Linked DNA regions of Homo sapiens: region 1 is linked to region 2. Evidence: chromatin contacts called from ENCODE Hi-C or POLR2A ChIA-PET data. All regions are on one chromosome and are shown on one strand. Each heading gives the region's core, a stretch centred on a gene start or an enhancer-like site at or near the end of the contact. The rest is flanking DNA. Distances are from core to core; before and after follow the strand shown.

Region 1 (4,957 bases), core at 192-2,691, 160 kb after region 2:
AAAGAACTCTTAAAACTCAGAAATAAGGAAACAACCCGATTCAAACATGAGCCAAAGACCTTGACAGACACCTCATTAAAGAAGATATACAGATGGAAAATAAGCATATGAAAAGATGCTCCACACCATATCCCATCAGGGAAATTGCAAATTAAAACAACTGTGAGATGCCACTACACATCTATTAGAATGACCAAAATCCAGAACACTGACACATCAAATTCTGGTATGGATGTGGAACAACAGGAGCTCTCATTCATTGCTGGTGGGAATGCAAAATGATACAGCCACTTTGGATGACAGTTAGGTAGTTTCGTACAAAATTAAACATACTCTTACCATGTGATACAGCAATCGCCCTCCTTAGTGTTTACCCAAAGGAGCTGAAAACCAGTGTCTACACAGAAGTTTGCACACAGATGTTTATAGCGGCTTTATTCATAATTGCCAAAACTCAGTAGGTAAATGAATAAATAATGGGTCTGTTTTTTAAAGAGTTTTTTATATTTTTACTATTGAACATCTTTTCACATGTTAATTTGTCACTTATCTTGTGTGTAGTAATGTTCATATCCTTTACTAATTTTTCTACTAAAGTCTCCTTTTACTCTTAAACAGAAGTGCCCTTAAAAATCAAATAGGGAACTTGCATATCAGCATTTTAAATGCACGTGTCCTTTGGCTGAACAGTTCTAATATGTGGCATTTATCCTAGAAATATATTCTTAAAAGAATGTAAAGGTATTGAATGGTGTTCCCTCTAGCATTGCTTTTAAAGAAAAAATATAACCTAAGTATGCATCAATAGGATAGTTAAGTAAATTATGGAACACTCATACAGTATTACTTAGCTGTTAAAGAATAAGCTGATCTGTGAAGATCTCCAAGTTGTCTTAACCGAAAAGAGCTAAGGTGCAAAATTACATTATGATACCATAAGTGTTTTAAAATGTATAAATACTTATTCACTAAACAAAATGTTCATTAAGTGCTACTGTGTGGCAGGTAGTGTCCTAGATAAATATGAACAAAATACAATGGTTAACTCTAAAGAGGGGACACTTTTCGTTTTATGGTCCTTTTGCAACTTGACTTTTTTATTGTACATATATTATGTATACTTAAAGAAAATAATTTGTACAGCTTACTATAATGGTCTTTTTATTGATCTGTCTCTCCTACCAGCCAGTGATGACCCCGAAGACAGACATTTACCACTGTGTTGGTTTTCAATCGAAATGATGTACATAAATTTGGGGCGTGCTTGCACCGTCCGAATGGGCCTGGGGTCCGGCGGCGGAGAGTGACCTGGGCGGGGCAGGAGGTGGCAGCGGGGGTCCTCCCGGCTCACCAGAGAGACGAGCGGCCGTGCTCCTAGAGAGGCAGGGAACCCGCCAGACTCCGCCACTCCGCTGCGGGCGCGGCGCAGGGAGAAGCTTTTGTACCCGCCCAGCTGCTGGAGGCGCCGGCAGCGCCCGCCAGACCCGCCAGCCCAGCGGCCCGGGCTCTGGGGAAACCGGCGCTCCCGACAGGGGAGCACCGGGCCTCTGAGCTCCCTCGGGAGCCTTTCACGAGGTCAGCTACGTCTTTGTTGTGCGCGTTCCTGAACTTTTGGTCCATTAACCAACAATTAGACACGCCGGTATTCAGTGCCTGGCGCGGTGCTAGATGCTGGGTGTAATCTCAGAAAAATACATTCAGGGGCGCGCCTGAGGGTGCTGGCTGCTGGCATCTCAGGTGCTTTACGTGCATTCGTGAAGAAGCCCATCAGTATTTCTTGAATACCAGGTACGTGCCGGGCATGTAGAGTCTATGCAGAGATAAACTCCTGTCCTCAAGAACCCGGGTGGGGATGGGGTTGGTGATCTGTAATACGAGATGGAGATGAGGGTTGGGTGCAGTTTTCTATGGGAATACCCCATCTCAACCTGTGTGGCTTACTTTTCCTGTCTATATGTTAGGGTTAGGGGTTGCCAGGGAAGGTTTTACAATAGAACATTTACGCTGGGCCTTGGGAATTTACCCTTAGAAGGGCGGTCCTGACTGTATAGAGTGGGTGGAAAAAAATTGAGTACTTAGCATGGCAGTGACATAAGAAATTTGGGAAGACCATGGCTTTCTTGAAAGCAGGAACCAAGTCTTTTATTCCAGAGTTAACTTTATGCCTGGAAAATAATGAGATGCTCCACAAATGTTGATTGAGTGACAAACAAATCAGCAAAACCCAGTAAAGATTAGATCCTGGGGAGTTTGAATTTACTTCAACGAGTTTAATGAAAACTTTGTGTGTGTTTATGTGTGTGTGAGGTATGTTGAATATGGTCACAACTGTGCTTTAGGGAATATTAATCCAGTGACCATAGAAGCGGGGAGTTGGGCAGGAATACCGTAACAGAACATTATTGTAACAGTGAATGAAAATAATAGTAAAATTATAAGAAGGAAAGAATGGCTGCAAGAGGCGTTTTTAAGAATTGACTCACTGATTGTGTATAGAGGCTGTTTAAAAGACTGAATGCGTGGAAGATGATGGTGATGCCAGTAGAAATGGAGAAATACCGAGTGAACGCAGCTTTGAGGGACTCTGATTTCAGTTTGAGATCTGTTGAAATTATAGTGCAGTAGAGGCCCACAGCTGCTGGCATTTCAAGATGTGGGTTTGGAGTGCAAAAAGCAAGCTGGTGCCAAAGATTTGAGTCTTCTTGGAACAGAGATATATTGAAAGTGTGACTAAGGAGATCACAAAGGAAAAAATGAAAAGAGGGAATAAAAGAACTTGATGCATGTCTACTGTTTTTCAGTTATGTATTGTTGCATCAAAAATAAAACTCTAAACTTAGTGGCTGAAAACAAGCTCAGCTTATTGTTCCTCAGGATTATGCGGGTTGACTAGGCGGTTCTACTGGTCTCACCTGGAGTTACTAATAGAGCTGCATTCAGGTGGTGAATTATTTGAGCACTAGGCCTGGCTGGGCTTTAACTTGGGCATTTTGGTTCTCATCCACATGACCTCTGTATAGCTAGCTTGGGCTTCCTTACAGCATGGCAGTCTTATGGCAGTGAGCCAAGAGCTACAGCAGCACTCTCTCTTACAATGTCATTTCTGCTGTATTCCACTGGTCAAAGCAAGTCATAGGCCAGAACAGATTCAAGGGAAGGAAAAAGAGACTCCACCCCTTGAATGACAACAGTGGCAAAATCTCATCACAAAAGGTATTTGAGAATGGGAGACTTTGGAAACATTCTGTTACACCTACATTTAAAGTGGAATATTCAATGAGAGTTACACAGATATAGAAGACCTTTGAGACTGTATTATTTGTCCATGAAGGCAGCCATCTGCCTCCTCAATGGGTAAATTATCCCCTCTCCCCAGCTGAAGTGCAAGCTACTCGAGCTTTCTTATTGCTAACACTTCTTCCCTCATGTCCTACATCCCTTACCTTTGGACTCAGGCCCTTTAGTACTAGTTCAAAATATACTTCTGATTCATTTCACTGATAATAGAAGCAAGCAGGCTCAGCTTTTGAGCATTACCTACAGTGGGGACAAAAATGTAAGTAGGTTACATACAGTTTTGAAGCTCTTATAATTTGCATGTTGCTGATAAATTCTTATGCCTCAGATCTCTATTTCTGAATATAGACCCCAAGCTAAGTGAAGCTTTAGCCTCTAAGCTCAACATGTATGAAGCTTTGCCAGGCCCTGCTCCTGAAAATGAAGATGGCCTTGTGAAAGTGAAGGAGGAAGATCCCACCTGGGAGCAGGTGTGCAACTCACAGGAGGGCAGCTCCCACACTCAGGAGATTTGCCGCCTGCGCTTTCGGCACTTCTGCTACCAGGAGGCTCACGGACCCCAGGAAGCTCTGGCCCAACTCCGAGAACTTTGTCATCAATGGCTGAGACCGGAGATGCACACCAAGGAACAGATAATGGAACTGCTGGTGCTGGAGCAGTTCCTGACCATCCTGCCCAAGGAGCTCCAGCCCTGTGTGAAGACATATCCTCTGGAGAGTGGAGAGGAGGCAGTGACAGTGCTGGAGAATCTAGAGACAGGAAGTGGAGACACAGGACAACAGGTGGGAAGAGAATGTGTGTGGTGATGTGGGAGAAGAAAAGGGGGACATGTATCGGTTTATTTTTAACGTTTTATTTTGAAATAACTCCTAATTTATAGAAGTATTAGAAGAATAGAGAACTCCCGTAAAACTCTTCATCCAAATTTGCCAGTTGTTAACATTTGTTTGATGAAGTCCCATTGTTGTGTACACACTCGTACAAGGAAGTGCATTCCCCCCCCCCAAGATGCATATGTATATGTATACACACACATACATACACATATGCAGTATTTTTTTTTCCTGAATCTATTTGAGAGTCAGTTGCAAACACTATATCCCTTTACCTCACTGTTGACCAGGCTGGAGTGCAGTGGTACGATCATAGCATCATTGCAGCCTTGAACTGCAATGGTGGAAGGCTCAAGCAATCCTCCCACCTCAGGCTCCTGAGTAGATGGGACTACAGGTGCATGCCACCATGCCTGGCTAATTTATTTTTAATTTTTTGTAGCGGGGGTGGGGTCTCACTATATTGCCCAGGCTGATCTTGAACTCCTGGCCTCAAGTGATCATGCTGCCTTGGCCTCCCAAAGTGTTGGGATTACAGGCATGAGCCACTGCACCTGGCTATTCGGTGTGTATTTCTGAAGAGTGAGGATATTCTCTTGTATCACAAGAATACAAAAATCAAGTTTAGGGAAATTAAACTTACGATACTATCATATAACCTTAGTCCTTATTCATATTTTGCCATGTTATCCTAATAATGTTCTTTATGATAATTTTCCTGTGATTCAGGATACAAGCCAGCATCACATATTGCACTTAGTTGCCATATCTCTAGTCTGTGAATCTGGAGTAGCTGCTGTCTTTGTCATGACGTTGTTATTTTTGAA
Region 2 (4,754 bases), core at 103-2,602:
AGTAGCTTATCATTTTATCATTTTAGAGTAAAAATACCCTTGCACTCACCCAAGGCTCTCACTATCTCTCCACCCAACGCTCTTTTGCTCACTCAGCTCCAGAAAAACAAGCACCCTTCCTTTGCCCAAAATACTTAAAACACACTCCACTCCAGGCTTTTGCATTTGTTATCCCTCTCCCTGAAACATCTTTATCCCTGATGGCCCATTCCCTCAGCTCCCTCAATCTTTGCTCAAATGTCAATTTCCTAGTCAGGTCCTCCATGAATATCCTATTTAAATTGCATCACTTCATTCTCACCCCAAATTCCCTATTTCCTTTATTTTCTCCTTAGAACTGATATCCACTCTCTATACACTATGTATATTTTTTGGTTTATTGCCTGCCTCCCCAGCACACACACACACACACACACACATACACACACACACAAGATTATAAATTCCATGAAAGGAAGGGCATTGTTTTGCTCAAAATTAGTTCCAGCTTCCACAATAGTGCCTGGCATAGTAGATAAATCAATATTTGTGTAAGAAAGGAGAAGAGGGAGTAAAAAACTAAGAGCATTTTTCACCCATCAATTTGGCAAAGATCAAAATATTTTATAACACTGTGTTGACAAGTATAGGTAAATAAGAATACTGCTAGTAGATCCTATGATTGGTGATTTGGCATTAACAAAAGTACAAATTTCCCTATTCTATGCTGTAGTAATTCCCTTTCTAGACATACAGACTATGGATATATCCTTACACATGAAAAATGATGTGAGTTCACAGTAAGTTATTGCAGCAATGTTTGAAAAAGAAGAATTGGAAACAACCTCATGACCACCAATGGGGTACTTATTAACAAATTATAGAACATAATACACAGTTGAATACCGTGCAGTTGTTTAAAAAAGAGCAAGATCAAGGAAACACTTATGTACAGCCTTTACCAAGACCACCTGGTAAAAAGAAAAATAAGAAAGGTACAGAAGTGCTACTATTTGTGCAGAGGGGAAAAAGCGCGGACAATCTATAACGGTGTAATATATCTACGGAAGGATATACAAGTCACGAAAAATATTGTCAAACTAGACGCTGGGGGACATTTACTCTTTTTAATAAATGTATGTGAATGCATTACTTATCCATATTACTCAATAATTAAACCGAAAAACGTTTTAAAGAAGTACAAATAAGACTTGCTCGCAGATCCCGCAATCCCATCAATACGAGGCGTAAAAGCCGGGTCCTCCACTGGCTAGGGCCGAGGAGGCAAGCACTCAAGCTGCCACAGAGGCGAAGCTTCCTAGAGCGGCCCGGAAGTGCCCGGCTGAAGCGGCCGGGCGCCGATTGGTGTCTTTGAGTCTAGTCTTTGTTCGGGGCTGTCCAAAGGACGCTAGCTGTTGCACCTGTTCCTCCCTGCGCGTAAGGTGAGTGTCTCCCGGCTCCCAGGTGGAGAAAAGGGGACAAGACGCAGCTGTGGTCAGCAGCAACACCCTCCCCACACCTCCCTGTCGCGGGCAGAGTGTAACACTCCTGTCCCTCCCTCCGCCCCCCAACAGATCTACAGGAGAGGATTTGGCCCAGCCTTCCGGGAGAGGATGGGTGGAAGGGGGACACTGGTTGCGGGTTCCTCTGCAGAGGCATCTGTCTGATCCCCTTCCAGGGTTGGCACACATATCCTATAACCAGTGAATCCTGGGGGCACAAGCTGGCCCGTGCATCTCATGGTAACAGAATGAAGAGCCTTTTAACAAAGCCGTTAATAATACTTGGCGTTTATTTAGTGCTTACTAGTGCCCGCTGCCATGCCAGGGACGTTGCATACGTTCTCATGTAATCTGTATATCAACCCTGTAACACACATGAGAATTGTACCTGAGGATCTGTAGTTCTAGTCCAGATAAATAACTTCCTCTAAGTTACACAATAGAGCACAGATTCAAATCATATCCCTGCGTCACTGTTTTTTGTTTTGTTTTGTTTTGTTTTGTTTCAGCTTCCTATAAGACTGTTTTCTCTGATTGACTTCTGGTGGCTTGGCTTCATTATGATGTGTTTATGTTCACAGAAATTTTTGTAATTTCTCTATGGTAACAACTTTTTATGCCTTAGGAGTGTCTCTGAGGCAGGATTCTAAGAGATTCTCTTTGACTCAATCCCAGATAGAGGATAAATCTCCTGGCAAAGCCCAGAATGACCACAGCCCTGGAACCTGAGGACCAAAAAGGACTTCTGATAATTAAGGCAGAGGACCATTACTGGGGACAGGATTCCAGCTCACAAAAGTGCAGTCCTCACAGGAGGGAACTCTATAGACAACACTTCAGGAAGCTCTGCTATCAGGATGCACCTGGACCCCGTGAAGCTCTTACCCAGCTGTGGGAGCTCTGCCGTCAGTGGCTGAGGCCAGAATGCCACACCAAGGAGCAGATTTTAGACCTGCTGGTGCTAGAACAGTTCCTGAGCATTCTTCCTAAAGACCTGCAAGCATGGGTGCGTGCACACCATCCAGAGACTGGAGAGGAGGCAGTGACGGTACTGGAGGATCTGGAGAGAGAGCTTGATGAACCTGGAAAGCAGGTGTGAAGGGGCAGTCATCTGGCTGTGAGTGATCAGGGGATATGGATGGAGCCAAAGCAAAAGGCATATGAAAGAACATCTGAAAATATTTATCCTCTAAAGAACAAGGCATAGGAAGGGACCTGACTACCTATGTCAAATAATTAAAGTGTGGCTGGGTAAAGAGAGGAGAGTCACTAGACTGATTCTATGCCTGTTTGGAAGGCTAGGATCAGTGGGAAGTTACCAAAAGGCAATCAGGTATCAGAGGAAAAGAAATAATTTTCTGCCATTCATAGATACCCATAAATAAAATAGGCTACCCCATAAGAAACTCCCTTTCCATATAGGTATTCAAGCGGAGATTCAAGTAGATGTCAAGGATATTGCAGAATAGGACTGTCCAACAGAAATATAATGCAAGCTGTATATGTATTTAAATTTTCTAGTAGCCACATTAAAAAAAAAGGTGAAATATATATTTTATTTAGCCCACAATATTTAATCATGTAATCAATATTTTTAATGAGGTATTTTAGATATCTGTGCTTTAAATTTTCAAAATTTGGTATGTATCTTACATTTAGCTTATCTCATTTGTACTAGCCATATTTTAAGTACTCAGTAACCACATTTTGCTAGTGACTACCATATCGGATAGCATGGTTATAGAAGAAATGCTCCCATTTGCTGGAAGTTGGGCTAGATGATTTTTAAGCTACCTTCCAAATCCCAGTGCTCTGATCCTGGACTTCTGCAGATCAATGAAAGAAGAGACGTTGAATTTTACTCTCTAGTGTCCTGAATTGTAGAGATTAGCCTCTGTTCCTTCTCCTAGCCATTATTGCCATTTACAATGAAATGAGAATTTGTCCCCCCTTTCTATGTCCCTGGAAGATGTTTCATTTGATTGTTTTATCTGAAGTTACTTAAGTTTCCATAAAATTCACCTTACACACCTCATTTTCCCTAGGTCCCAGGCAATTCAGAAAGACGGGACATACTCATGGACAAGTTGGCCCCCTTGGGAAGGCCATATGAATCACTGACTGTCCAGCTCCATCCCAAAAAGACCCAGCTGGAGCAGGAAGCTGGGAAACCACAAAGGAATGGTAAGCAGGAACAGTTCTGAGTGTATGAGGGTAGAGGTACTTCCTTAGGTTAGAGGAAAACTTTCTCACTTTCATCTTCTCCTTTTAAAGATTTCCTGCTTGTCCTCCACCTCACTATGGACAATTTTATCCTCCTCTTACCCTTGCTCCATGATGGAGTTATATTTTAGTTTCTCACTAGACAAAAAAGCTGCTATTTGGCCCAAGGGATGAGGATGGAGTTTATTTAATATCCTTATAATTCTGTTGTTATCTAATGATTCTTGTTCCAAATCCCCCTAAATTTCCATTTTGAGACAGGAGAACTTATGGCACTCTGTATTAGTCAGCGAGGCCTGTCATACAGAATACCATGGACTTATGGGTGGCTTAACAGAAATTTATTTTCTCACAGTTCTGGAGGCTGGAAGTCCAAGATGAATATGCTTACAGGGTTAGTTACTAGTAAGGCTACTCTCCTTGGCTTGCAGACCTCTTGCTGTGTCTTCACATGGCCTTTCTCTGTACACACACACTCCTGGTGTCTCTTCCTCTTGTAAGGACACTAGTACTATTGGATTAGGGTCCTACCCTTATGACCTTATTCAACCTTAATTACTTCATTAAAGCCCTATCGTCATATACAGTAATGTTTGAAAGGGGTTAGGGCTTCAATGTATGAATTTGTGGAGGAAGACAAGTCAATCTATAACACATTCCCATGATGAAAGAAGTAGGGAAGAGAGACAATGATCAGTCAATACAGCAAAGTTTCTTGTTTTTATCTGCATGTCAAATTAATTGGGTTTTATCCCCCATCCCAGCTCCCTAATTACAAACTAGGGTGTCTAGTGTATCCCCAGGCTACATTAAAAAGCTGGTGAATTTTAAATTCCAGTTTATCCAAACCCTACCTTTTTCAGTGCTCACCACCCTTTCTCTAGAGGCTCCCATGTCTAATAATGCCTCTCCGGGTAGTTCCTTATACTCTAGCCTATTTTGTATTCTTACTACTTAAGTTTTACCAATATCCCATCCTGTAGGATCCCTACCAGATGATTTGTCTAATCTGAAAAATTATTTTGAGCTAAGATGTTCCTAGCTGCTATC

Evidence for each region. Hi-C counts contacts between places; a loop is a spot of excess contacts on that map. ChIA-PET counts read pairs that join two places held with the same protein, here RNA polymerase II (POLR2A). Pooled maps may share reads with other maps.
Region 1: a loop to region 2 is called in a map with no recorded cell type, with 9 times the contacts of the local background. The contact joins the promoter of PGBD1 here to the promoter of ZSCAN16 in region 2. A Hi-C loop is called at or near these places in 2 of 168 maps with a recorded cell type or tissue (HepG2 and endothelial cell of umbilical vein), 2 of 37 single-sample maps with no recorded cell type and 10 of 50 pooled maps. POLR2A ChIA-PET finds 5 or more read pairs at or near these places in 8 of 52 experiments (AG04450, CD8-positive, alpha-beta T cell, H1 and 5 more).

The regions. Positions count from the first base shown.
Region 1 is chr6:28,280,131-28,285,087 of GRCh38, forward strand. PGBD1 (piggyBac transposable element derived 1) reads left to right here and starts at 1,442. Exons shown (of 7, transcript NM_032507.4): 1 at 1,442-1,788; 2 at 3,646-4,079. The coding sequence starts at 3,684. RefSeq lists silencers at 1,473-1,622, 1,814-1,990, 3,941-4,148.
Region 2 is chr6:28,123,257-28,128,010 of GRCh38, forward strand. ZSCAN16 (zinc finger and SCAN domain containing 16) reads left to right here and starts at 1,353. Exons shown (of 4, transcript NM_025231.3): 1 at 1,353-1,421; 2 at 2,157-2,574; 3 at 3,527-3,665. The coding sequence starts at 2,188. All of the region lies in intron 1 of ZSCAN16-AS1 (ZSCAN16 antisense RNA 1), which reads right to left. RefSeq lists an enhancer at 997-1,498.